7 separate regions of the Homo sapiens genome follow, and regions 1, 2, 3, 4, 5 and 7 are each linked to region 6. The links are chromatin loops, found by intact Hi-C in ENCODE. Cell type or tissue: heart right ventricle. All regions are shown on one strand. Region 1 overlaps RCHY1 (ring finger and CHY zinc finger domain containing 1). Region 2 overlaps LOC107986289 (a long non-coding RNA gene). Region 3 has its middle 41 kb from the start of RCHY1. Region 4 has its middle 64 kb from the start of LINC02483. Region 5 has its middle 33 kb from the start of LINC02562. Region 6 holds the start of PARM1 (prostate androgen-regulated mucin-like protein 1). Region 7 has its middle 26 kb from the start of LINC02483.

Region 1 (4,000 bases), 560 kb after region 6:
CTTTGGCATGCTACAAAGGGCCCCTGCGGTATTCAAAAGAGAAAAAAATGATTATTTGATCTGTTAAATTACATAGGAAGCACTGTCAAATAAGAAATGATATTTAACCTTTGTGTTATATTTTTATTAAGATTTATTCCAAAATTATATGAGATTCTAAAATTCTTTATGTCGGGGTATATGCTATCAGTCTTAATTATGGTTACTGTGTTATTGCAGGCCACAGAAATAACCAAATTTCCTTGTCAATCATGTCTTTAACTATAACCATTTTAAGTTGTTTCCACAGTTAACTGCTTAATTCTGATGCAGTTTCTCTGAAAACTAGACAAGCAAGCAAAATCCTACAGTACTGTGTCTTCAAGGAGGTTCATGAAAGGATGAAAAGGACCCTGACAAACTCTCTTAAATATAGACTTCTGACAACTTTAGGACTTGGACTGGATAACAATTCCTAGAACTCTAATGGAGAGACTGACTGGTTTATAAAACTGCCAACCCAAGCAGGATAAAAATTGATTGAATACCAAGAAAATACTTTGCCAGATTTTCACACTAAAGCAGCCAGTACTGAAATTGTTTAGATTTCAATCAATTCCACAATCCAAGTCAAATTACCTATAATAACCCTTCAGTTATCAGTGGTAGGCACCTAACCTGGTATTTAAGAGGACACAAATCCAATGTTAAGCATGGACTCATGGAGAACCTGGACAGCCACCTGGCCCTTCCTAAATCCTTAAAGCTTCCATTATTAAAAGTTCTGCATTCCAGCCAGGCAAGGTGGCTCATCACTCCTATAATCCCAGCACTTTGGGAGACCGAGGCGGGTGGATCACGAGGTCAGGAGTTCAAGACCAGCCTGGCCAACATGGCGAAACACCGACTCTACTAAAAATACAAAAATTAGCCAGGTGTGGTGGCGGGCACCTGTAATCCCAGCTACTTGGGAGGCTGAGGCAGGAGAATCGCTTGAACCCTGGAGGCAGAGGTTGCAGTGAGCCGAGATTGTGCCACTGCACTCCAGGCTGCACAACAAGAGCAAGACTCTGTCTAAAACAAACAAAAAAAAAAAGTCTGCATTCCATGGCTCATCATGGAAAAGATAAAATATTCCAAATTTTACATGTATATATAAAATTTATATATATTGCTAAATTGCTAAAATAATTTATGACCAATGTTTGCTTTGTCGAAACCATAATCCTGGGAAGACAATCAAAACTTCACGTACATTTCTGCTACCTGATGGGCCATTTAAGTATTTATAGAAGGATTACATTCAATTGTCATTTTGAATGCATGTTTTCTGGTTGTATAGAAGGTATCCCATGCAAGAGGGTTAACTCTATTACAGTACCTAAAAGGTTATTATAAAATGTGTTTCTCTCATGGGACATTCCTAGAGAAATCTCCAGTGACACAGGTACTTATTTCACTGGATAAGTTGTAAAATAGTTAAATAAGATACTACAGATACAATAGCATTAGGCAAAACTAACTGAATTGACTGGATTGCCTTGGTCAAAGATATTGCAGATTGATGGTAATCAGATCCCCTTGGAGTGGAAAACGTAAGTTGACCCCTTACGAAATAATCACTGGAAGGCCTGTATACCTAATAATAAATAGAATCTCATGTATCTTCCACTACCAAACTCTGATATGACTAAATGCCGCAAGGCTTTTATGCATTATGCCAAAGTGTATTTTCACCAAGTAAAGAAAATTTTGATGGTCCAATGACTAAGAACAATCAAACCCTTCACAATCTAGAATCTGGAGACTGGGTCTCTGAGAACAACATCAGAGAAAGACTGCCTTTTCCACCTACACTAAAGCTTCTGGACTTTGAACTTAGGTTCATTATCTCACATTTCAGAAGGGACCCTCCACACTCTTGGAAGTGGACACCCATGAGAGACCTTAAGACAAAGTTAACCAGGAAAGTTTCTCCCCAGAAGCAAGCAGCATTTTAGTGTGGACAGTTTTTTCCCAAGATCATGAATCAAGACTTCTCTGTAATTATGACTCTTATCTCTCAATTTGTTCCTTGCTTATGATTCTGTGAACAACAGAAGTGAAAAAGGGGTCTCCTGTGTGCACTCCATAAAAATAAGTCTAAGATGGAATAAAAAGGGTAATAAACACTAAAAACCAAAACGTAATCTCAAAAATCAGCAAATATGTTCTCCTGAAATAAAATGTAAAATAATTAAAAATAAAATGTACTTAAAAAGTCCCACCAGTGATCCAACCCTAGTCAGTTATATTACTGACTGACTCTGGCAAGTAATATGTAAACAATTCAGAATGAAGTTTTTGCCTGCCATCTAGTGTTGGGAAAAACTACATAAAGGTATTCTTAAGACTTTTTTTTTCCCGATCTGAGCTACTTAACTAAAATTTAAAAATCATTTTGTGCTTTCCATTAATCATCACATTAGCATCTGTGTCAAACCAGTATATATATATTTTTTTTTTGGCAAATTCAAGCAGGAGGGCAAAAATAAGAGTGCCAACAAGGAGTCTACAAAGTTTTAAGTATTGATTCTACTCACATCCACAGTCATGTTCTGATATTCTGATGGCATAGGAGTCTGTGCTACTTCATCATCCAGCTGTCTCCAATACCTGGTCATATCTAAAGCAGAGTGCATACATAATGGACATCTGTAGCCTCTGAAAGAGATAGAAAGGTTATTTTCCAAATATTAAACAAGAATATATTAATTCAGGTATACAAGAAGATGCAGGCTAACTGCCACATGAACCATTCAAAACAGGCATTTTCCTCCATTTCAAGATAATCTCTTAGGAACCTGGGAACTTTCACACTATAAAACTTTTAAATTAATTCCTGTATACTTATTTAAAACTAAGTCTTTTTCCTCAGTACTCTAAAATGGAGAGGAATTAGTCCATATTCTTTGTAGAATACACTTCATATATTTTTATAAACTAATTAAGCTACTCCTTATCTAAACAACCTTAATTTCTTAATACACTCATGTAAAGAGACTGTATTTGTTTAAAATTATTCAGATATTATTTCCTTTCTAAAAATTTGAAAAAAAGAATGCTCTCTCTAGCTCTTCACATTTTTGCTCATCAATATGTAGGACCAAAATACAGTCTTCTCTTTTCAATTATTTTCATCTAATTTTAATATCTTTTCCATTAATAAAGTCTTAGCTTTAATGATCACTTCACCTACTTTCTTTTAGTTTACTATACTTGGCCAATATAACAACCTAACAAATTTTTGGCAATATTTTTCAGCATTTTTACAACACTATAACTGCATCTGGCAAAAACTGCACTTCCTGGTATATATGGCCAGAAAAAAAAGAGGTAACTACCTCAAATTGTGGGAGGAGACAAGATTTAAGAGAAACATATGGCAAAAGTGTAGTTCTATATCCAAGACACTTTGTCCTGTTTTAACAATATTCATCTACCCTACCCATTTCAATATAAATATTGCCATGCCCAATATAGTATAAGTAACAATGTTTGTCCACCTCCCCACACCACACACACAAAAAAGTCAAACATCTTACAATTATTTTTAAAATCCCAAACACTCACTCTTTCAACATTTCTTCATAACACGTTCTGAAAGAAAATATAAGATTATTTTAGTAAAACAAAAACTGTCTCCACTATTTTCAAACATCATTGAGAAAAAGATGTTACTTTACCTATGTAAAAGATGTCCACATGGCAAGACATGAGCAACAACACGGGATGTGTGAATGTCCTGTAAATGAAATAAATGTTAGTGCTTGTATGAAGACAATATAAACATCCAAGTATTTTAAATTCAAGAGCTGAGACTTCCAAAGTAAAAAATATTTTAAGCCTACCTCCAAACATATTGGACAATTCTGTCGGGACACATTTTCAATACACTGTTTAAAAGAGAAATTCACATTAACAAAAGCTTAACTAGATTAAAATGTCAGGTATAAAAATATTAATAATAAAAATTAACAAA
Region 2 (4,000 bases), 120 kb after region 6:
TGGAAAGGAGCCAAGTTCATCAAGCAGCTCTACTCAAGGGAACACAACCTGAGGCCTTTACCTGTCCCCTTCTAAGGGTTTCCAGTGTAACCTACCTGCTGGCTTCTCCTCCAAAGGGTGGAGAGGCTGGATTTCATGTCTGTCTCCTATAGGCCAGTTTCATTGCTTCATCTATGAGAGTTCAGGTAAATCCCTGAGCAAGAATTTGGGGCACTGACCATCTGAGCAATCCCAGGGGGCTGGCAGGTGGCTTTTCAGTAAAGAAAGGCACAAACATTCTTTCCTAGCCTCCTTGATCTCCTAGAAACTTAGGCAGCTGGTCCTTGAAAAGTAACAGACTCTCAATCTAACCATAGCCAAAACCATGAGCAAAGAAAAACTGGTAGACTGAAAATTCTGACAACTTTATATCCTTTTTCCTTTGGTTTCTCCTATAGAGAAGCATAGGCTTGAGACACTGGATGTAAGAAGACAGGTGGCAGTGGGAAATCCAGGCTGCTACCTGATTACAGGCCAATGGGAGTTGAAACCAACAAGGATGTGTTTGTTCACAGAGAGTCTCAATGTTTGCTCTCCTAAAAGCCCCATAGATTTCTCTAAGGAATGGCCTCTGATGGAAATTACAGTGTTGGAAGCAAAACATTCATTCACTCATCCCTTCAATCATTTAACAAACAGTATTCTTTTACACATTCCAGATACTTTCTTAGAAATTGCATATGATATTTAGGTGAAACAATAAAACAAGACATGACCTCTCAAAAACTCATCTTCAAAATGCTTTGAATCTGTTAATGAAACAGTCCAATCTAAGATTCTGTAGTGTATAATGGGCACCTTGGTAGAGCAATGTGCGGGGTACACCAGGAGCAAGAAGAGGATAAGGCCAAAGGATGTGAGAGCGTCCTGATAAGTGTTTCCTCTCTTCCTTATTTCCAGATGTCTCTCTGATTCTCGTGCCCCACCATCTGCCTGACTGACTTCCTGGGCCTGAACTTGTTCTCTGGGCTCTCCCTGTGAAGATCTATCCTTTGCCATCAGTCCCAGATTTCATCTGGGAATTTGATTTGTTCCTCCTAACTGACATGTTTGAACCAGGGGTATTGGCCTTTTCTAATCCTGGTCACACCCAGATCAACCCCTCTTCGAGTATCTGCCATGCCCAGCAATGCCACAACTGGAACTTGATATATAGTGTGTCTTTAACTGTGGAAAAAGAGAGAAAGTAGTCATCTTTCTTTATCTTGCCACACTGTCCTATGGTAATAATTCCCTAATGATATCCAAAGAGCTAAAGTGGTTTTCTTGACTATGTTCTCTGATGAAAGGTTGGAGAGGAGAAGAGAAATGACATTTGTTGAATACCTGTTACGTGCCTACACATGAGGAATTAAGATCTTTTCAGAGAGCAGAAAACTGAGGCTTAGAAAGGTTAAGTGACATTCCCATGGTTACACAGCTAGTAAGAGTCAGAGACTGAATTTTAACCCTGGACCTTCTTACTCCAAAATCCATGTTCTACCTAGGATGGAAATGCTTCTCAAACTCTAATGCGCATGCAAATTACTGGAGATCTTGTTAAAATGCAGATTCTAATTCATAGTTCTGAGGTGGAGTCTGAGACTTGCATTTGTAATAACCTCCCAGGTGGTGCTAATGCTGGGATACTGCCCCCAATTTTGAGAAGGGAGATAATACGTAAGACACACCTTCTACACATAAGCCTGGTAAATCCAAAAGGCCCCACAGGATGCAGTTCTCAATAGGGGTGATAACACCACATCTTCCCCCAGGGCAACAAAGTGTGGCAGCATCTCTTAGTTGTGTTTTTTAGTTGTTACTATGACTGGTGTAGTTACTGGCATTTAGTATCTGGGAGTCAAGGATGCTGCAAATGCTACAGAGAAAGAAATAGTCTAGGTTGATTTGTTCAGGACAGTCCTGCACAACCCGGAATTGTACCACCTACAATTTTTACAGCATCCCCATTAAGAAACCCAGAACAGTAACGTGGGGAGGTGCGCACCACTGTCAGCCACGAGCCCTTTGGCTGCCTTATTTCCATGACTTTTTCTCAGTCATTAGAAACTCAGGTCTGCCCTCCAGCTGTTCTGTTCCAAACTGTCATCATTGACAGCTGCTCTGCAGGATATCACTGCACACACATGAGTGCATGTTGATGTCTTGCTAACTGAAACTCCTAAGTGTCAACAGAAAAGATGATCCAAGGTGGGCCTAATCAGAGAGAGGTGTGTTCATATATTTCTGTGTGCCTTCCAAGAGTACAGGGATGCCACTATTACTTAAAAGTGGACATTTTAGTAAACCATGTAGGCCAGCTGAAAAATTTATATCATTTTGCATTCCATGAGAATTTCAAAGGGTATTTATTGAAAAGATAGGCAAAGTGCTCACATCTACTAAGCTTCTTCTCTATGTCAGGAACTGGGCAGGTTCTTTACAAATGTTATTGCTTTAGATACATAGCATAGTGTAGTCATCATAGACTTAGACTACGGTGGAGCTACTGTGTCGGGGTTTGAATCTCGGCTGAGCTAATTACCAGTTGTGTGACCCTGAAAAAAATTGTTTAACCTCTTGTTTCCTCAGTTTCTTCATCTGTAAAATGGGGATCAGAATGGCATCTGCCTTATTAGGCTGTTATGAAAGTTAAATGAATCAATGCCAACAGCATGCTTAGAATAGTACCTGGCACAGAGCAAATTTACAAATGTTGTTTCATTAGATCCACAGCATAATAAAATATTTCATTTAGAAATAATAAAGCATATTATTGCCAAATAAAATAGCCATGTAAGATAAATGATTTTCCTCATTTTACAGATGAGGAAACTGAGACATTCAAGTTGAACACAGCCACAGTGTAGTAGAATCTGATTAATCATAATGATAAAAGCTAATATTCACTGAGCACTTATTATGTGCCAGATACTATTCTAAGTGTTTTACCAAGATCAACTCAATCCTCACAATTACCCTAAAAGATAGGTATTTTATCCCCATTTTATTAATGACGGCACTGGCCTGTCTGGAGCAGCCCCTTGTGGGGATGCTAACTGCAGCCTGGGAGGCATGGCCGGGGCTGCGCTAGGAGGAGCTGGCAAGGCTGGGAACAGGCGGGGGCCCCACCCTTTATCCAGCTGGTGGGACAGGAGACCCGCATTCCCGGGCGCCGCCCAGCCATGGTTCTGGACCGAGGCATCACTGCGCTTTCCGGGGTCCAGGAAGTTCCCTCCCCCAACAGGCTTGAAAGTGCCTGCTCCCTCTCCTGGTGCCCATTCCGGGCTGGCGCAAAGTTGCGGCCAAGCCCAGGCAGGCACTGCTGCAACCTGGCTGGGTGTGCACGTGCTCAGGGCAGCACTGACACACTAGCCCCTGCCACCTCAGGCCCCTCTGGACTTTGGGCACCAACCAGCATGGGAGGGAGGATGAAGGAGTGCTGAGGGCTGCTTGGGGCGTGCCAGCACCCTTTGGCAGGAACAGCCTGGGCACCATGGATGGCCTATTGATGGCAGGAGGCAGACAGTTTCCTGGGCTGAAAAGGGTGGGTCCCTGGTGAAACCCCATCTTCAAGCCAGGGATGACCTGAGGCCTGGGGGCCGGACAGTTCCGGGTGAAGTCCCTGGCCAGGAGTGAGAATTTATGATACTTTTTCCAGGCCCACCCATGGTCGTCCATGAACCAATCAGCAAGCACTGCCTCCCTTCTGAGCGTATAAAAACCCTGGACTCAGCCAGCATCCAACAGATATCGGGACAACCTGCCTGCGGAAAGGAGCTACCCGCTCTACTGAGAGCTGGACACTCAATGGGACGACCTGCCTGTGGAAAGGAGTTACTCACTGTGGGTCTCCTGAGAGCTGTTCTGCCTCTCAATGAAGCTCCTCTCTGCTTTGTTCACCCTCCAGTTGTCTACATACCTCTTTCTTCCTGGACGCAGGACAAGAACTCAGGACCTGCCAAATGGCAGGACTGAAAGA
Region 3 (4,000 bases), 540 kb after region 6:
TAGGAAGTACAGCTTGGGAAGGATACCTCTCCTACTTACTCCAAGTTTTCTATTCTTCTCTCATATTCCTGTTTCCTGTTCCAATCCCAGATCATCTCTCTTGAGCTGTATCATTTGGGTAGGTGTTTCTCAAAGAAGACCACCCTATTTATGCCAGCCTCCAAGGTATTCATATACAGAACCTTAAAGGATAATGATACAGAAAATAAAGAGAAACTCTTCCTTTGCAGACCTTCTAAGAAAACTTGGACAAGTAAATTGAAGTTTGCTGGGCTTCAATTTGGCCAAGCAAAACCAGAGTGAGTTGGACTATATGATCTCTAATTCCCTTCCAGCTTTAGAGTCTGTAATTCTATTATTTTTAACTAAATCCACTAATCTTCACAATAAAATAACCACAAAGAAATATATCAACTTATAAAGAGGTCAAAAGAGACAGATTAATTCTGACAAATACTGCTTTGTGCCTAGGACATCAATGTGATTTTTTTTTAAGTGCACAGATTTACATTGGCTGGTATTACTTCATTCTTGAGATGACAGAGTGGAAGGCAGGCCTTGCCTGATGCCACAGCCAACTATCTCTGGAGGTCAGGTCAGTTTTAGAATCTATACCAGAAAGAGGTTATTTATCTCATGCTCCACAAGTTACCTTTGGCCCACAGGCTCTGATTACCTTCTATCCATAGGATGTCAGGGCAATACTAGGGCTGTCTCAGGGTCTTTGGAGTGAGGGATTTCTCCATTTTCTTGACTCAGCTAATTGAACAGAAAAGTCTTCCCCCTTTAGAAGTATTGGAAAGAAAGCCTCCCTCTTTCAGGGCTCCACCATTCATCCCACCCCATCAGACAAGGGAATAACTTGGCAAGATTTGGGGAAAAAGGCATTGCATATGCATGGTCTAGGCCCCTTTCTAGGATCTAGCCTTTCCCCAGGCAGCTGCAGTGCTTAAACTCACTCCTCCCTTCCCCAGGGTAGATCCTACCCTGTGGGGAGGAAGGTCTTCAGTCAGCGACTATGTGGGTATGTTCAATTTAGAGCAAGGAAGAACAAACTCAGTTTGGCCTTGGTTCCAAGCCACAATCTCTTTTCCAGCTTTATCATCAATATCTGACTCTCATATCTACTACACAATTGATTCAGAACTTGATTCAAAACTCCAGAAGAGGATTATACCCCTTTAAAACTTTAAGAGAAGGCACTGATCATATTGAGTTCAATTATCAGGCACTGTACTAAGTGCTCTAAAGTAATTCAGAATTCAACAAAGGAGATGAGTGTGTAAATAATCTAAGCAAGCAGAATGTAATAAATCCCAGTCATAGATTCAAGCAGATGCTGCTGGGATGCCAAGTAGGAGGTGGGGAGAGAGGATGGGGAACAATAGTCCAGGACAATCAGGATAGGTTTCCAAAAGAAATTTTTTGATGTTGTAACCAGGCCCTGAGAGAAGACCCAGAACCGTACCTGCGTGTCAAGATTCTGCAGGCTCAGGCAGGCTCAGCTCCTCAGTGTCCCCATACATTTGTAAAATATGAAGTCAATGGCCAAGTCCCACCTAAGCCCATTCTACTGGCAATGGTTGGAATTACAGCAGCCTCTAGACAGGCTAAACTGTTTTTTGCCATTCTTAGCTCGTTCTGAATTCTCTGACTCTAGAAAAATAGAATACGTAAGATGAGGAAAAGGACAGAGTGAAAATGGGACAGAATAGCTGGAAGGAGGTGGGTGATTACAAGAAGTTTTGACTCCAATTTGAACATATGTTGTTTGCCTTAGGAAAAATAAAAGTGCAACCAGCCTGACACTTTGATCAGAGGTTTACAAGATTAAACACTTGGCATGCCTAAAGGACAAAATCTGGTCAAGAACGATTGTATCACATATCACAGACTGGGCCTCTTTGCTAATTGACATCTACAGAAATTTAAGCTTGACTACTTATTCTAAAATACAGAATACATAAGTCACAGGTTTACACACCTCCCAAAGACTATACCTTTGCGGTACCTATGTGGCAGAACCAAGGCAAAAAGTTATCAACAGCCAATTTCTAAAAACCCCTTACTTATTGAGCCACATAACATGGATGTTAGAAATCAGTCAATGCATTCCTCTAGCACTTTCTATCAGACACATCCACTTCTCCTAGTGCAGGAACAACTTGAGGTCACTCTATGTCTCATTTTGTAATAACCCAGCTCTGTACATAATTGGTGCAAAATAAATGTTTGTTAAATGAAATAAGGGAATCAAACAACCAGATTCCAGCATGACTTAATTAATCCCTATGTGTCCTAGTTTTAGAAAGTGTGATACCATCACATTTCAATCAATATGTTCTAGATTAAACATTTCTGTATTTTTGTGCATGTGTGTACATACACTCACCCTTCTAATCACATCCTTACATATGGTGAAAACGTGGAACACATTATGCTTTATAACTCACTAGAAATTCAACAAATTCTTATTAGTATCTATAAAGCAAGGTACTACAAGAGATGAAGGCTCCATCACTGTCCTCAAAAAGTAATAGGCTCTTTTTCTCATCCCCACTCCCACTGGGTTAGTGTCCTTCCACAGCCCACCTTAGCTCTCATCACACTGTTATCTCCTATGTTTGTCCTCCACAAGCCAACTGCCAGAGGGCTTTCAGGGTCACAACTGTAGCTCCGCCCTGCAGTTTTATCCAATGGTAAGCTTTAAATAAATTGTTTTTATACATTGTTGAAATGAGGAAGGGAATGGGAAAAATTCAACCACAATAAAGGAAATGGTTAAGTCCTTTAAGACTGGTACAAAGTACTATAGAGTTTAGAAGAGAGAGAGGTTACAAAAGAATCTGGATATTAATTAACATTCATTATATAACATTCATTAACATTAACATTCCAAGCCAGTCTCCTTTCACAATCAGGGATATAGGCCTGTAATTTTCTTTTCTTATAGTGTCCTTGTCTGGCTTCGGTATCAGGGTAATGTTGGCTTCATAAAATGAGTTTGGAAGTATTTCCTGTTCAACTTTTTGGAAGAGTTTGAGGATTGTTATTAGCTCTTCTTTAAATGTTTGGTAGAATTCCACTATGAAGTCATCTGTTCCTGGCTTTTCTTTGATGGGAGACTAATTAGATTCTATGTCCTTACTTGTTGGTCTGCTCAGATTTTCTATTTCTTCCTGATTTAGTCTTGAATCAAGACTTGGTAGGTTGTATGTTTCTAGGAATTTATCCATTCCTTCTAAGTTATCCAATTTGTAGGCATAGTTAGTAGTAGTTGATAGTAAAGAAAGTAAACCCTGAGCTGGTCCATGAAGAATAGGCAGGTTTCCGGCCAGGTGCGGTGGCTCATGCCTGTAATTCCAGCACTTTGGGAGGCTGAGGTGGGTGGATCACCTGAGGTCAGGAGTTCGAGACCAGCCTGGCCAACATGGTGAAACCCTGTCAAAAATACAAAAGTTAACCTGGTGTGGTGTCAGGTGCCTGTAATCCCAGCTACTCGCGAGGCTGAGACAGGACAATCACTTGAAACCGGAAGGCAGAGGTTGCAGTGAGCCGAGATTGCACCACTGCACTCTAGCCTGTGCAATAGAGCGAAACTCTGTCTCAAAAAAAAACACACACACACACAAAGAATAGGCAGGTTTCTCACAACCTTTCCTTAAGAAAGGTTGCTCCATGAGGGAAGCATATGTGCCAAGGCAAGGTGCAAAAATTAAGAAGAGGCATGTTTAAGAAATATACATAAGGAAATAATGAAAAATAAAACTGAAAAGTTTGGAACAATATTTGTAAAAACTTAAAAATGAGGAATCTAGGCTTAGTCAGATACACAGCGGGGAAACTGTACATTATTTTGACCAAAACTGTAACACATTTAAGCTTAGGAAAAGTAATTTGGCAGGATGGATAATAAGGGAGAAAGTGAAGCTGAGTGTAGGAAGACTAGGTTGGTATGAGAACAAAAACAGATGTATAAGAACAAACAAAGGACAAAAGG
Region 4 (4,000 bases), 360 kb after region 6:
TAAGCGTTCAAAAGATTTTCAATGCCATTTTAGCTTACAGTAATAGCAAATTATACTCACTTATACTCTATATGCACCCCACAACCCTCTGAGCTCAAAGTTATATCTGACTGAAATTTTCAAGGTGGTAAGTATACTCGGTTGTGGTAAAAGGTAACATTATTCACTGATAACATTATCCAGCTCTTTCTATAATAGTGCTATATAACAATACTTCCCCAAACTCAGCAATTTACAATTACAAGCATTTATACACATGCTTCTGGGATGGCAGGGAAGCTGCAGTTTGACTAATGTAGCCCGAGCGAGCTTGGCTGAGCAGCTCTTCCTCCTGCTTCAGGTCAGCCGGGCACTGCTCCAGACTGTGGGTTGTAGGTCTGCTCCGATGTCATATTTTAGGTCCCAGAAAAAGGGAACATATTCTTCATGTGGCAGATCACCAGAATGCAAGAGAAGCAAATCTAATCACAAAGCACATTTCAAGCATCTGCTCATCTCAAAGCTGACTTCATCCACTGGCCAAAGCAAGGCATATGGCCCATCCCCAAAATCAAGGTGATGGGGGGAGAAAGATGTATGTTATCCATTATGAAGCTATGGCAAGTAAATGGATGTGTAATTCTGTTCAAGGGAAGCTAAGCGCTCAGTTTCATACTGAGCAAAATATAGTGGCGTACAATTTGAGAACTCCTGCCAGAAAACTCCTGCCAGAGGAAAGAGAATAAGGCAAGCAGCATTGATTATCATGCTTTGACTGAATAGGTGGATACCTTTCCAACTGGTTTGCTCAAAATATCAAAATGGCTCTCTACCTACCAGAATTTAAATTTTTATGATTAGAATCTCATGTTAGTTAAACAACCAAAATTAGAGCTCCAAGAGACTCCAATAAAATTTAGAATATTTCCTTAGAGACAGAGTAATAGAATCAGGTATCCTGAACCAGGCACAACAAGGTTTGAACCCCAGCTCCTACACTGACTAGCTGCGTGATCTTAAGTTACTTAAGTCTCTAAATGCTTGGAGTTTTTTGTTTCCTAGGTTGTTTTTGGCCGTTTTATTTTATTTCATCTATGTCTATACATTGGAAATAGTACTGACCTCATGGAATGGTAGTGAGGATTAACTGAGCAAATAAGAAAAGCATCTGACCAACTATTGGTGCAATTTCTTCATTCCCTTTCAGCCCTGAGAGCAGGGCCCACTTATGAGACTGGCTGTTTAGTTTCCTAAGAGAAGAGCAGAGGGAAAAGAGATGGTGATGATACAGCCTAAATTTCTTGGCACAGTCTTCATCTCTCTAAATATGTTTGTACCTTTGACACAATGTGTCTTTATTTCTTATTTAGAAAACACTATCACTCTTAGATGGATGACCTGGCAGTTACATGTGAGAAAGAAGATGCTCATCACTCTCTGCCCTCACCCTTCTTCATTAATCACCTCTCATCTAATTCTAACACACACTTTACTTCAATGCCATTTACTCTGTAAAGTATACATTGGAATCGCATGTATTCCCTGACCCTACGCTGCTCTCAACTAGGCTGGGTGCTCCTCCCATGTGCTCTATAGATCATAGTAATTCTCCATCTTAATATTTCTCATGCCACATTGCAATTGTGCATTATGTGGATCCCCACTCTGCTCTAAGCTCTTGTCGGTCTTGTTCATTCATTTTTTGTAGGATATGACAGTGATGGGCATCTATTATTTCGGCCTGGCCAGCATCCAGCCCTTCTTCTTGTGGTATCTCCTTAGTGGCATTATTTTTTATCCCTAGATTTAGCTTTAACTAAAAGTCTACCCATGAACCCTTCCCTAAATAATTTTTTTTAAAAGATCTCCTTTTGCTTACAACAGTTTGCATTACATTTGGAACTTCCAACTGAAATGACTGACATATAGAGGTGCTGGTTCATGGCCAAAGGGGTATTGCCAGTTACCAACCAAAAATATCCAATTTAATGAGTCAATGTACGGTAAACTGTTTCTCTTCTGCCCCCAAGTGGAAGCCAAGATTGAGTGCATTAGACTGAGGGTTCAGGGCATAGGCAGGGCATTGGGCCTCTTGCTCTGAGAAGCCTGGAGCCACAGACCCAGGGTACAGGGACTTGAAGGACACCAATAAACAGGAAGTGGGGAATGCAGATACCTCTGCAAACAAGCTCCCCTGGCCTCATCGCTTGGCATGGGACTCATCATGCTCCTCCCACAGGACAAATCTCAGTCTCCTGACAACGATGGGAAAGAGGATCAAATAGCTCAACTTCAGGAAGAAGTTGTTATGTTATTTTAAGAGTGAATGGAAGTCATTAGTACCATGACATTCCCGGTGTGGGCCTAGTCACGGAGCTGCCTGTTTGCCTTTGAAGCCGGCATGATGCAGCTGCTCCTGCATGTTTGCTCTGAAAATAAGATCAGACACCTAATCCTCTCCCACAAGCCATTACATGTTAGAAATGCCTGATTCTCCCCAGGCCACCTACAATCTCATGACCTGTCGTTTTTTTGCATTTACATCAGAGGGGATTTTCTTCCCTCTGCCTTACATCTCCATAGTTTCATAAAACTCTACATAATTGTACATAATTGAGGGTTTCAAACAGCAGTGATGGATTACATGACCTATTAAGTAATTTGATAGCCTACACCTCATTTTGCATTCAAAGACATGGGGTGAGCACAGAGAAAACGGACCTTCCTGGATCCCCTGATGGCTATGTGGTTGCCAACAGCTTTCCAGTGAAACACCTGTGAGAAACTGACCTATGCACATTGATTAGTAAGATTAGACTCAGAATTTGTGACAGAAAGAAGTATTTGAACACTTGTGCTTTGCACATATATGAATACATTTCTTTGCAATTGATTTTTGTATATAGGCAGAGGGTTGAGCAAAGCAGGGATAGAATTAAGTCCCTGAAAGCAAGAGCTGCTGATTTCTGATTAGGACCATATCCAGGAGTGCCATGGGTTTCAAATTGTATTCTTTAACCTCTTTGCCCTCACATATGGGTCTGGAAGGAGTTTGCTGAGGGTTCCATGATGATTAACTGGTTACTTCTAACCACCATCAATATTTTACTTGAGGGTAATAATAATTCCTTCTTCCTTTTTTCACATTTTTTAGTAAATCAAGATTTTCAAGGGACTATATTGGATAAAGGTTTTAGCAAATTGTTATTTTTTATTTTTTATCATGAATTGAGTTGTGTAAACTTGGATAGTATTTCAAAGGGTTCTGTGGTTTTAGAAAGTTTGATGGTAGCTAACTCGAGGTATTTCTCAGTCCTATAACTTCCAGCTTCAAGGTGATCCCTATGAGCAAGACTAAATACTGCCTAAATGATGCGGCCTCTATATTCACATCATCATTGGTTTTCTTTCCATTTTTTTACTCCCTCAAATTCCTACTAAAAACAAAAAAAGACACTAAATGAAACTAAAGCTATGTCCAAAATATAAATAAACAAGTATATATTGCTCTTTTAGAAGGCAAGTCTCATAATGGCCAGTGACAGAAACCAAAGTCAAAATAGCTTAAACAAAAGCAGAATACATTGTCAAACTCAGGTGTCCAAAGGACAGGCAGCCAAGAAGTCAGGCAGAGCACAGAGCCCAGTGCTGGGAGGATTTTAGGACTATTGCCTTTCACTCTCTCTCTCTCTCTCTCTAATTTTTTTTATTATACTTTAAGTTCTAGGGTACATGTGCACAACGTGCAGGTTTGTTACATAGGTATACATGTGCCATGTTGGCTTGCTGCACCCATTACTCGTCATTTACGTTAGGTATTTCTCCTAATGCTATCCCTCCCCCTGCACCCCAGCCCATGACAGGCCCCATGGTGTGATGTTCCCCACCCTGTGTCCAAGTGTTCTCATTGTTCAATTCCCACCTATGAGTGAGAATATGTGATGTTTGGTTTTCTGTCCTTGTGATACTTTGCTCAGAATGATGGTTTCTAGCTGCATGCATGTCCCTACAAAGGACATGA
Region 5 (4,000 bases), 190 kb after region 6:
TGCTGCTATAAAGGCATGTGCACGCGTATGTTTATTGTGGCACTATTCACAATAGCAAAGAGTTAGAAGCAACCCAAATGTCCATCAATGATAGACTAGATTAAGAAAATGTGGCACATATGCACCATGGAATACTATGCAGCCATAAAAAAGGATGAGTTCATGTCCTTTGCAGGGACATGGATGAAGCTGGAAACCATGATTCTCAGCAAACCATCACAAGGACAGAAAACCAAACACCGCATGTTCTCACTCATAGGTGGGAATTGAACAATGAGATCACTTGGACACAGTGCGGGGAACATCACACACTGGGGCCTGTTGGGGTGTGGGGGACTGGGGGAGGGATAGGGTTAGGATAAATACCTAATGTAAATTATGAGTTGATGGGTGCAGCAAACCAACATTGCACATGTATACCTATCTATCAAATCTGCACGTTGTGCACATGTACCCTAGAACTTAAAGTATTATAATAATAATAATAATAAAAAGAAATGTAGACCAAAAAAACACACAGAAGAGATAGGAAAAGCAGTTTTGAATCACCAATGCCACCCCTACCCAATCCCCTGGCAGTGACAGTGTGGTGCAGAGACAATGTGAGCACTTGGAAAAGGGAGAGCACAGCAGTTTTGAAGCATTGCATTGCATTCAGTGCCTCTTCATTATAGCAGAAAGCAAAACCAGAACAAACTCAGCTGACACCCACCCATGGAGAGTGCATTTAAATCAGCCCTAGTCAAAGAGGAATCACATATCCCAGTGGTAGAAACTTGAGTTCCTGCAAGCCTCTCCTCATGGTCTAAAATGCTCTGGGGCCCTAAATAAATGTGAAAGACAGTCTAAGTCACAAGGATTGCAAATCCCACATGAGTCCTATTGATGAGCTGGGCTCAGAGCCAGTGGACTTAGTGGGGCATATAACCTACTGAGAGAGCAGCCAGGGTGGCTAAGGGAGTGCTGGCTCTACCCCTCACCCAAGCCCAGGCTGCACAGACAGCAACTCCAAAAGACACCCCTTCCTTCCACTCATGGAGAGGAGAGGGAAGGGTGGGGAGGATTTTGTCTTGCTCCTTGGATACCAGCTCAGCTACAACAAGATAGGGCACCAGTCAGAGCCATGAGGCTCCCTTTCCAGGCCCTAGCTCCCAAATGAGATTTCTAGACACATTCTGGGCCAGAAGAGAACCCATTTCCTTGAAAGGAAGGACTCAGTCCTGGCAGGATTCATCCCCTGCTAACTGAAGAGCTCTTGGGCCCTGAATAATCAGCAGTGATACACAGGTAGTATACAACGGCCCTTGGATAAGACTCTTGACACTTGTTGGCTTCAGGTGAGACTCAGCACATTCCCAGCTTTGGTGGCTACAGGAAGAGACTCCTTCTACTTGAGAAAAGTAGAGGGAAAACTAAAGGAGACTTTATTTTAAACTTTAGGTACCAGCACCGTCACAGACATAGCATTAGAGCACCAAGTGGGCTCTTAGGGTCCCTGATTCTAAACCTTGACTCTTGGATGGCATTTCTGAACCTGCCCTGGGACAGAGGAAAGCCCACTACCCTGAAGGGTGAGTCCCAGGCTAGGAAGCATTCACCACAAACTGACTGAAGAGCCCCTGGGCCGTAAGGGAACATCAGTGGTAATCTAGCAGTACTACTCATGGGCCTGTGGTGGCAGTGGCCATGAGATGAGGCTCCTCTGCCTTTGAAAAGGGGAGGAAAGGACTGCATCTTGTGGTTTAAGTGCCAGCTCAGCCACACTACATTAGAACACCAGGTGGACTTCTAAGGTCTTTGATTCTAGTCCCTGGCTCCTGGACAGCACCTCTTGACCCATCTGGGGCCTGGGGACACTTGCCACCCTGGAAAGAATGACACAGGCCTGGCTGGCTTTGCCATCTGCTGATTGTAGAGCCCCAGGGCCATGAGCGAACCTAGACTATAACCAGGGAGTGGTTACAGTATTGGATGTAACCACTCACAGGCCTTGGCTGAGACCCAGTACTGTGCTGGCTTCAGCTCTGATCCAGCACAGTCGTAGTGGTGGTAGCCACAGGGGTACTTATATCACTCCACAGCTCCAGGCAGCTCAGTAGAGAGAGAGAGAAACTCCATTCGTTTGGGAGAAAGTAAGGGGAGAGAACAAGCGTTTCGGTCTGGTAATCCAGAGAATTCTTGTGGATCTTGTCCAAGACCACCAAAGTAGTATCTATGAGTCTGCAAGAACCATAGCACTACTGAGCTTGGGGTGCCCCCTAATGCCGATGAAGCTTAAATCACAACACTCAAGTGCTTTCAAATACTTAGAAAGCCTTCCCAAGAAGGACAAGTACAAACAAGTCCAGATTGGCCAGGGTGTGGTGGCTCACGCCTGTAATCCCAGCACTTTGGGAGGTCCAGGCGGGCAGATCACAAGGTCAGGAGATCGAGACCATCTTGGCTAACACACTGAAACCCTGTCTCTACTAAAAATACAAAAAATTAGCCTGGCGTGGTGGAGGGTACCTGTAGTCTCAGCTACTACTTGCGAGGCTGAGGCAGCAGAATGGCGTGAACCTGGGAGGCGGAGCTTGCAGTGAGCCAGGATCACGCCACTGCACTCCAGCCTGGGTGACAGAGCAAGACTCCGTCTCAAAAAAAGAAAAAACAAGTCCAGATTGCACTGACTGCAATGAATACATAACTCTTCAATGCCAAGACACAGATGCACATCCACAAGTATCAAGACCATCCAGGAAAACATGACCTCACCAAATGAACTAAATAAGGCACCAGGGACAAATCCTGGAGAAACAGAGATAAGTGACCTTTGAGACAGAGAATTCAAAATAGCGATGCCGAGGAAACTCAAAGAAATTCAAAATAACACAGAGAAGGAATTCAGAATTCATATTGGAAAAATTTAACGAAGAGATTGAAATAATTTAAAGGAATAAAGCAGAAATTCTGGAGCTGAAAAATGCATTGACACACTGAAGAATACATCAGAGTCCTTTAATGGCAGAATGGATGAAGCAGAGGAAAGAATTAGTGAGCTCAAAGACAGGCTATTGAAAAATACACAGTCAGAGAAGACAAAACCTTTCCAACAGGAAATGCTACAGGGAGTACTTCAATCAGAAAAAAAAAAAAGGATATTCATGAGCTATAACAAATCATCTGAAAGTACAAAACTCACGTTGTAATAGTAAGTACACAGAAAAACACAGAATATTATAATACTGTAACTGGTGTGTAAAATACTTTTATCTCTAATAAAAAGGCTACATGATGAACTTCAATAAAAAATAACAACTATGGTATGGAAAGTACCATGAAATACAAATAGAAATAACAATAAGTTAAAAAGTGAGGGGACAAAGTTAAAATGTACAGTTTTTATTAGTTTTGTTTTTGCTTGTTTGTTTATGGAAAGAGTGCTAATTTGTTATCAGCTTAAAATAATGAGTTATAAGACAGTATTTGCAAGCCTCAGGGCAACCTCAAGTCAAAAAACATGTAAGAGATTCAAACAATCAAAAGCCAAAAACTAAATCATACCACCAGAGAAAATAACCTTCACTAAAAGGAAGAAAGGAAGGAAGGAAAAAAGAGAAGACCACAAAATGATCAGAAAAAAAATAACAAAATGTCAGGATTTAAATGGACTAAACTCTCCAATCCAAAGACATAAAGTGGCAGAATGGGTTTTAAAAAAAATAAAATAAAAAAACCAATGACCTGTTCCCTATGAGAAACACTCTTCATCTAAAAAGACACACATAGACTGAAACTAAAGGAATAGTAAAAGATATTCCATGCCAATGGAAACAAACAAACAAAAAAGGAGTTACTATACTTATATGAGAAAAAACAGATTTCAAGACAAAAATCTATAAGAAGAAACAAAGAAGGTCACTATATAATGATAAAGGGGTTAATTTAGTAAGAGGATATAACAATTTGAAATATATATGGACCCAATCCTGGAGCACCCATGTATATAAAGCAAATATTA
Region 6 (4,000 bases):
AGGCCTAAGAGGGCATCTTGGACGTCAAGTGCCCCATTTGACCTTGCACTTAGGGTTTTACATGCTGGTCTACTTCTGGCGTCTTGCATTGCTTTAATGCCCCCAGAAGGTCATATACCAGTTAAACTCCACCATTTTGCATCTTAATGCACATGCTTGAGTTCAGTCACCCACCTCCTGAGATCTTATTGGAAGCTGCTGATTACCAGTTTCATGTGTTCCCTATTTATGGGGAGATGGTCAGTCCCTCGTGCCAGCTGTAACCAATTATTATTTTAGAGAGACAGTTAATAACTGCCTGGCCATCACATGATGGTTACCTGACTTTCCTGGTGGGGTGTGGGGGGAGCCCTCTGCTGCCCCACTCATGCCTATCTAGCTACCTACTGTAACAAAAGCAGGTTTCGATATGGCGGTACAACACTGATCCTGAGGACAGCTACTCTGAGGAGTAACCTGGATCCATAGCAGACTTTGATGAGCAAAAAATAAACCATTATCGCTTAAGCTTGGGAGACTTTGGGCTGGTTTGTTACAGCAGCATAACCTACACTACCCTGGCTATTACAACCATTGTATTTCCATTGCCTAGCATAAGGGCTGGCGTAAAATAAGTGATTAAATATGCTCTGACTAAATTAATTAATAAATTAAAATTTTTAATCAGCAATTAAAATGAACTATTTTAATCAAAGAAATTATTTCAACTCTATCCTGCGTACAATAGAAAAGTTTTGGAAATTTTCACTGATTAGTGTGTAGGGGTCATGATTCTTTGAGTACCAAACCATTATCTTAGATATCAAGGTTAGAGTTGCACATGCTTCGCACTCCAGAAAGACTCCTTCAAGTTTTGCTGAATTTCAATTGAATAAATTTTTTCTGTGAAGTGGTCTTCAAAAACCTATATTTCTGCCATAGAGTCACTTACTTAACCTGCCCTATTTAAAGGGGCTAATGCCTGATAGAATGTCGCTGCATAACTCCATCTGTGTGTGGTCCCTGCATCCATGACAACCAAAACCCAGATGCAGAAATTGTTCCTAATCACATAGATTACCCTAGAAACCGGAAGGGCCTTGAAGTCAAAAGCATTCAGAGAACATGCTGAACAAATTGAATTTGCAGTTTATCTGGCCAGGGAGGATGGAGAGGGGATGGGCACTTGGTCTGAGTATTTTTTGTTTCTCATTCCAACAGAAATTACTAGATTTACCAAAACAAAGAGAAAAAAATATGATCCAAATTTAATCTGGTTGTGGAAGTGTGAGCAAAATCTACAAGTGGTAGTGTGATAGAGTCAGGCAGAGGAATTGACCATAGATAAGGTGCTCAGGACTCCTAGAGTCAGCTTCTGGTATGTGAGAAAGAAGTGAGAACAGAGCCCATGGCATATGAAGAAGATATTACAGAAAAAAGAAAGCTGCCTTCCACGCAAATCATTTCTTTACAAAGGCTTGTTAACTCCTGCAGTGCCCCAGCTCTAGTGACTAGGGGACCAATAGGTTCATTAATAACAGAATTGGGAGAGAACCTGGCATCTGCTTTGATCGAAGTGTGAGAATTAAGCAAGCCTAAAGTGTAGCAAGAGCAGGGAGGGAACTGAATGAAAGGTCAGTTCTAATCTGTAGGCTTTGGAGAAGCTTTGGGCTCTTGAGAGGGAGTAGAGTACAGAGGCTGAGCGGGGTGCCTGGGCAGGCATCTTATCATTACTTGCGAGTTGTGTGAACTCGGGCAAGTTAAACTTCTCTGTGCTTCTACTTTCTCCCCTGAAAACGAGGATATAATCTCCAAGGATTGTTGTGAGAACTAAATGACTTGGTTGATTCCTGAACAGCACGTTGTCCAGTGCCTAGCACATAGCAATCACTCAGGAAACGTCAGCCTTTATTATGGGCCTAGTGCACAAACTATTCTTACCAGTTATGCGACCTTGAGAACATTGTCTTCTCTGTGCCTTCATTTTCTCACCTGTAAAATGGAATAATAATAATTCTTAGAAGGATTCATGAAACAACGCCTAGTAGGGTGTCTGGCTTAGTTATCCCCCCGACAGTATTTTCTTCTAGTAAGAAGCTGAATGCAGCGGCAGACATCCTGGTTCGGGCCCCAGGAAGCTCAGCCGGGTTTAATGTGGATGAGGGTTTAATGATGTACACGCAGAAGTGTTTTGACAAATGAAGAAGGTCCTCATTCTTGGAACATGTGCCGGTTCTCCGAGGGAACTCCTAAAATGGCATAAGGTCACCTTTTTAAAGGCTGTAAGCTCATGTAGGAAAAGCTGAGCTAGATTCCTAAGGGCAGAGATGTGCTCACATTTCTTTGCATCCCTAGTTCCCAGCACAGTGCAAGGCGCTGCAAACATTTGCTGAACCCAGGGTCTCGTGTCTTGACTGTCCAGCAGAGGCCGCTCTGGGCCGGGGCTCTCGGGACCTGAGGGCTGAGAGAAGGAAGGCCAGGGGGTGGCCCAGTCATCGCCGCGGGGCCCGGGTGGGAGGGGTTTGGCAGCGGCAGGCGCGGCGGCGGCGGCGGAGGCGGAGGCGGCCCCGGGCTCGGGCGGCTGGGATGGAGCAGAAGAGCGCGGAGCACCGGAGGGCACGCAGCTGACGGAGCTGCGCTGCGTTCGCCTCGTTTGCCTCGCGCCCTCCACTGGAGCTGTTCGCGCCTCCCGGCTCCCACCGCAGCCCACCCGGCAGAGGAGTCGCTACCAGCGCCCAGTGCGCTCTGTCAGTCCGCAAACTCCTTGCCGCCCGCCCCGGGCTGGGCACCAAATACCAGGCTACCATGGTCTACAAGACTCTCTTCGCTCTTTGCATCTTAACTGCAGGTAATTGGCGCCATCCTCCCGGAAGGGCAGGTCGCGGGGTGGGCCCCAGTAGCTAGCGCGTGGTCGGGGCTGAAGCTAGGAGATCCGGCAGTGAGTCGCCGCGCGCCTCCGGGTGAGTGCGCAGGTGTGTGCGCACTTAGATTTGGGGTGACGTGCACCTTTGGCGGTCCCGAACCGTACTGAGGGAGGGGACGATGGGGTCCTTCCTGCCGCAGCCCGCGCCCGCACAAACTCCAGCTTTGTAGAACAGGTGGCTGTCTTAGCTGCGTGTTCGAACCCAGAGTGGGCAACACGGACTGCGCCTCAAGGCTTCTCTTTCTTCACCAGGGTTTCGGAGCGCACTCTGCCAAAGTACGGGACCAGACTTCTTGTTGCCGTTGGGCCCTGGAAGGGATGAAAAAGCCGGGGAAGTGGGGGTGGGAGGTTCGCATCTGGGAAGGCTTCAGCAGCGGCTGCGCGCCTGGCGGGGCTGGTTTGCTTTCTCGAGTCTTGGCGGTCTCTGATCTCCGGCGTCCCTTCCTAGTTATGCTTAGGATGATGTGGCACTAACAGCAGCGGCCCGGCCTTGGTCAGGCTCGCAATCGTCACTGGGGGTAGCAAGGCTACCTTCTGCCCCAGAACTCCCCAAAAACGTATCCCATAGAAGAAACTATTAACTTGGCTAAACTAGCATCCTCTCCCCTCCCCCTGCACCACCTCTGAAAGGCTTCGTAGGAGCCACTCTCGGGTTTCGGGACCACAGACGGCGACGACCTCTGGCAGCGGGGATGGGGAAGAGGGGAGCCAGATGACTGAGCTCGGCTTGGCGGGGACCGGGGAGAGATTCAGAAAGACGCTTTGAATCTAGAGTTCAGGTACCTATTTTTTCCAGAAAACGTCTCCCGAAAAGGGACAACTGGCTGTGGATATGGTGCTGCTGGGAAAAGTAGCCCGACTGCGCGGCCACTGGCATTTTCAGTTTAAATGTGACCCAAAGTCACATAGCGCAAACCGATTCTACTCGTGCTTTAGTCTGTATATCCTCCCTCTGAGTTCGTCGGGTTCCTACAGTTGTGGACACGAGTCGTCGCAATCCCTTGAAAAGAAGCTAGCGGTTTTCAGGCAGCTCACAGTGGGTAATGCAGTTATAAGGAAAAGTTTCCCAACTTGAAACTATAGCGTATTTTCTCTACT
Region 7 (4,000 bases), 400 kb after region 6:
CTAACAAAATATGTAGACTAAAGCTCAGGGAATGGGGCCCGATGTTGCAGCATGCACCTGCAGCCCCAGCCACTTGGGAGGTTGAGGTAGGAGAATAGCTTGAGCCCAGGAGTTTGAGTTCAGCCTGGGCAACATAGCAAGACCCCCATCTCCAAAAAACAAAAAAAACTCAGGGAATGGGCACACAGTATTAGTCATTCCCTTGAGAAGAAATATGCATGCCCAAAAATAAAGCAGTCCAGAACGTATTCAATTTGAAATCAGAAGTCCTGAGCTTTCATCCTGGTCTTAGTTTGAGGTGGGCTGAGCCTTAGCTTCACCCACCTGCAAAAATGGAGTGAACAGCGGAGCATTCTTTAGAGCAGGTGGTATCACAAGTACTTGAGGAACACAGTTAAGATGCAGCACTTGATAAAAGGAAGATCTAATTAACAGTTACAGAAAGTTGTAATTGATCTTAGGTGGCCAACTGTCTAAGTTTGGGCTTTCCCAAGGCACAGCCTGAGAGTTGGACTTGAGTACAGGTGGCTTATTGGGAGCTGATCCCAGGAAGCAGGAATGAGGGACTGGGAGAGTCATAAAGGAGGGCGCACCAATGCCAAGGGTCATCATCAAGCACACTGTGGTGTACACAGGGGCTCAATTCCACTGCAATTCCTGAGAAGGGTACAGAATGCCTCCCAAAATAGGCCACCTGAAAGACAGTGGAGCATCTATCCACCAGTTCCAATCCCTATTGGCTAAAGTTTGGCCCCGGGGCACTAACTCTCTTGCATTGCTTCAGTAAGCTCCTCCTGCAGCTGAAGAAGGATCTGGGGCAGAATGAAAGAAAACACAAGTTGAGAGCTTGAGGTGGGATTCCAGCAGCCTACAGTGAGTATGAGCTCACATAGAGTTGCCTACCAGAGCTGAGGCTAAAATCACTGGTGGTCTTGGGCATTGATGTGGGCACCACAGCATTTCCTACACCAAGCTAAGATTCACTCGCAGTGTTCCCATACTTATTCCATCCTCAGAAATAATCAACAGAACCTGGCCATCATTTTCCTTATTATCAACTATTCTGCCTTGGATGATTTCTCCTTGAAAAGTCATATCCCTTTGCTCTCAGGCCTTTGCATACATTGCTGCTAATTTTTGGAACACTTTCCCTGCCCACTCTTCCCCATCCTGTGTACACTTTGCTATCTGGTCTCAGCTTAAAAATTATTTGCCTCAGGAAGCTTTCCCTGATCCCAGGGTATGGCATTTGCCCAAGCTGTGCGTACCCAATGAACATGGTAAAGCTTGTTTGTGCTATTTACCTCATTTTATACTGCCATTGTTTATAATATCTGCTCCTCTAAGCATATAGGCATACAAGCATTCAGTGTATCACTTCGGTGAGCTCAGGAAACTTGCTCTTTTGTTAAAAGAAATATTTGCAAAACCTAATGTAGTGCCTGGCACAAAAGCTAATCTGTTTTGTTGTTGTTGTTGTTCAATGGACTGATGAGTGGATGGGTCAGTGAATAAATGAATTGATGAGAAAGGAAAAAACATCAATTGTCACTTAAATCTGTCTGAAAGTCTGCTTTGCTCAGGAGGTCCTGGTCCCTTCTTCCTGCTGCATTGTCTTCAGAGTGATTATTCTGGAGCTTTATTTCCAGGACCTCCTGCCTGCTGGGCCTTTCTGGGAAGAAAAAAGTACAAGTCAGTTGCTGCAGAGTTGTCCTTGGAATTTCTCTATCTCCACATTTCTGCCCTACACCCAGCTGACTGTGCCCTAGGGGTCATCTTCTTGGTTTGTTTTGTGGGTAGGACACACAGGAATAAGCAGTACTGTTAGTTTTAGTCCTGGCCTTTCAAACCCAGTTTTTTTTTCTTAAGCAGAGATGCTCTCTTCGCTGTCAAACTGCCTGTGTCCTCCTCACCTCTCACTCTTTTTGACTTTGTCACTCTCAAAGGATGCAAGCCTTGTACAAGAGCAGAGAAGAGAGGAGGGCAATGGAAACCCTCCTCCAGCAAGCTGCGTTCTTTCCACCACAAAGAGCCAAGGAAAATGTTCCTCTGGGGTGCAATCAGGGCCAGGGCTCCTCTGACTCAACCCCCAGATGACCTAATAAATAGCAAGAAGAGGACAGAACATTCTAGGAGTCAGAAAGTCTCCCCATAAATGCCAGAGGAAGTGCAGAACAGTATCACAAGAGACCACAAGGGATCATAGAGCTGCCCGAATTGGCATAAGGCCACAAGTGCCCTCATAAATGACCAGAATATTACAGTAGGGGATCCCACAGCAGGCTCGGAAGGCCAGCAAGTCTGTATGAGGGACACGGGCACAGGGAAGAGGTCCTGAGTTCAGGTGCATCGCTGATGCCTGGGATGACAATCTCAGTCCAAATCCTGGAGTGACAGAGATGTGGCCAGGATCCAGTTGCTACCTACAGTTCTTCATTCAGGCCACGCTACTTCTTGCCTCCTCAGTGCCTGCTGTCTTTTCCGCCTGTAAGGTGCTCTTCCCTACTCCCTACCCTACTATTCTCGTATTGCTACCTGAGTTTGGCTAAGTTTGCTTATCCTTGTTCCCTGATCTCCCTCTCCCTGCATTGTCCCACAGTGTCTGCCTCCCCTGCTACCCTGTGAGGACCCAGAGGAGAGAGCCATCTTATTCGTGTGTGTATCTAAAGGGCCTTAGATGATGCCCTGCCTAGAGTAGGTCCCTCAATCAAACTGAATAAATGAATGAATGAATGAGTTTACAAATTATTTGAGACCAGATCTTCAAGAGAAGGCAAAAGCTATTTATCAGAACAGACACAAAACCAGAGTGAGACCATCAATGAATATAATATGAGACAGAGTCCTAAAGTCCCAGACAATTTCTCCTTAAAACCCCTCTACCAGAAGTCAAGATTAGTGTACGTTTTTGAGATGAAACTGAGTTTATAGATAAAAGTTTCACAGCCTCAACTCTGCTTGGCAGAGACTAAAGTCAGGCAGACTGACAGTATTTGCGGTGGACTGATTCTTTGATTCCCCTGACTTGGCAAGAGTTAGGACAATTTGGAAGTGACAGATGGGTAGGAGGAAATAAAGTGGTACTTGTTTTTAAGGGTAAAACCAGTACAAATATAATTGACCTGCTGAAATCTCTCCAGCCTAATTTTTTTCCTCCACACTCAATGTGCTCCAGCCTCCTCAGCCTTCTCTCAGTTTGTTGAATATACCTAGCTCTTCACTGCCTCAGGGCCCTTGGACATGCTATTTTCTCTGCCTCACATTTATGTCTACCTACATTTTAAAATATAAACTCCTTCTTTTCTACAAGTTTTAGCTTAAGTGATAATCTTCAGTGAAGCTCTTCATAGCCACTCTATTAAAAGCATTTGTCACCCATCACAGCCCATTAAATCTCAACCTCTTCTCTTTTTTGCACTTATCATGGTTATACAATCTTTAATTACTTCATTTATTTATCTACTTATTAGTGGTCATGAAGGGGATAGTCCCCCATACTGGGACATAATTTCATAACAACAGTGACCTAGGCTAGCTTGTTCATTATTTTATCTTCAGCACTTAACATATCACTAGGAACCCAGTCAGAGGTCATTGTTATCAGTCCTGTTGTTGTTGCTGTCACTATTATTTTCAAAAGAATTTCTGCAGCATTTATAAAACTGAACTGATTTATCAAATCATGTACTCAGGCTTGAGTTTCTTCATTTTCTACATATTTTGTGTATCTTGTTTCAGAAGCATTTGCTAATGCTTGCGGGACCATCTCAGCATTCAGCAATACATATTAAAGAATGGCATGTAGGTCTGAGTCTACCTTGTGAATAAATCCCTCCTAATAAAAGAAAATGAGATTTCATGATTAAGGGGTTTAGAAATAATCAAGAGAGGGTTAAAAATAAAACTAGCGGAGGCCGAGTAGACCAAAGAATAGCTACTGGCATGCCTTCCAAAATAATGTCCCAGATTATGATTTCACATGAAAAAAATAAAATAATTG

What was found. Hi-C counts contacts between places; a loop is a spot of excess contacts. Peaks named below come from ENCODE experiments on the same cell type or tissue, not always from the same donor. Only the 100,000 strongest peaks of a DNase experiment are listed, where the experiment ranks them.
Region 1: a loop joins it to region 6, with 3 times the contacts of the local background. A loop is called at or near these places in 40 of 110 quality-filtered maps.
Region 2: a loop joins it to region 6, with 11 times the contacts of the local background. A loop is called at or near these places in 19 of 110 quality-filtered maps.
Region 3: it touches region 6 in a loop (5-fold over the local background); 35 of 110 quality-filtered maps call a loop at or near these places.
Region 4: it touches region 6 in a loop (4-fold over the local background); 34 of 110 quality-filtered maps call a loop at or near these places.
Region 5: it touches region 6 in a loop (23-fold over the local background); 35 of 110 quality-filtered maps call a loop at or near these places.
Region 7: a loop joins it to region 6, with 3 times the contacts of the local background. A loop is called at or near these places in 2 of 110 quality-filtered maps.

The regions. Positions count from the first base shown.
Region 1 is chr4:75,488,020-75,492,019 of GRCh38, forward strand. RCHY1 (ring finger and CHY zinc finger domain containing 1) reads right to left here. Exons shown (of 9, transcript NM_015436.4): 5 at 3,870-3,914; 6 at 3,705-3,763; 7 at 3,592-3,618; 8 at 2,562-2,682. Among named protein-coding and RNA genes, the nearest start is that of RCHY1, 24 kb to the right of the region's middle. In heart right ventricle, a CTCF peak has its summit at 2,348 (motif pointing left); no DNase peak of the experiment used is centred here.
Region 2 is chr4:75,054,353-75,058,352 of GRCh38, forward strand. All of the region lies in intron 1 of LOC107986289 (a long non-coding RNA gene), which reads right to left. Among named protein-coding and RNA genes, the nearest start is that of LINC02562, 28 kb to the right of the region's middle. In heart right ventricle, a CTCF peak has its summit at 2,106; no DNase peak of the experiment used is centred here.
Region 3 is chr4:75,470,970-75,474,969 of GRCh38, forward strand. No RefSeq gene overlaps it. Among named protein-coding and RNA genes, the nearest start is that of RCHY1, 41 kb to the right of the region's middle. In heart right ventricle, no CTCF peak of the experiment used is centred here; no DNase peak of the experiment used is centred here.
Region 4 is chr4:75,287,988-75,291,987 of GRCh38, forward strand. No RefSeq gene overlaps it. Among named protein-coding and RNA genes, the nearest start is that of LINC02483, 64 kb to the right of the region's middle. In heart right ventricle, a CTCF peak has its summit at 2,012 (motif pointing left); no DNase peak of the experiment used is centred here.
Region 5 is chr4:75,115,955-75,119,954 of GRCh38, forward strand. No RefSeq gene overlaps it. Among named protein-coding and RNA genes, the nearest start is that of LINC02562, 33 kb to the left of the region's middle. RefSeq lists a silencer at 2,065-2,359. In heart right ventricle, a CTCF peak has its summit at 2,276 (motif pointing left); a DNase peak (open chromatin) is centred at 2,257.
Region 6 is chr4:74,930,544-74,934,543 of GRCh38, forward strand. It overlaps PARM1 (prostate androgen-regulated mucin-like protein 1), which reads left to right and starts at 2,573. Exons shown (of 4, transcript NM_015393.4): 1 at 2,573-2,827. The coding sequence starts at 2,785. RefSeq lists silencers at 2,407-2,716, 3,297-3,346 and an enhancer at 3,457-3,506. In heart right ventricle, CTCF peaks have their summits at 2,402 (motif pointing right) and 2,601; DNase peaks (open chromatin) are centred at 2,468, 3,284 and 3,678; H3K4me3 peaks cover 1,864 bases; H3K27ac peaks cover 1,439 bases.
Region 7 is chr4:75,326,201-75,330,200 of GRCh38, forward strand. No RefSeq gene overlaps it. Among named protein-coding and RNA genes, the nearest start is that of LINC02483, 26 kb to the right of the region's middle. RefSeq lists an enhancer at 3,275-3,776. In heart right ventricle, no CTCF peak of the experiment used is centred here; a DNase peak (open chromatin) is centred at 2,111.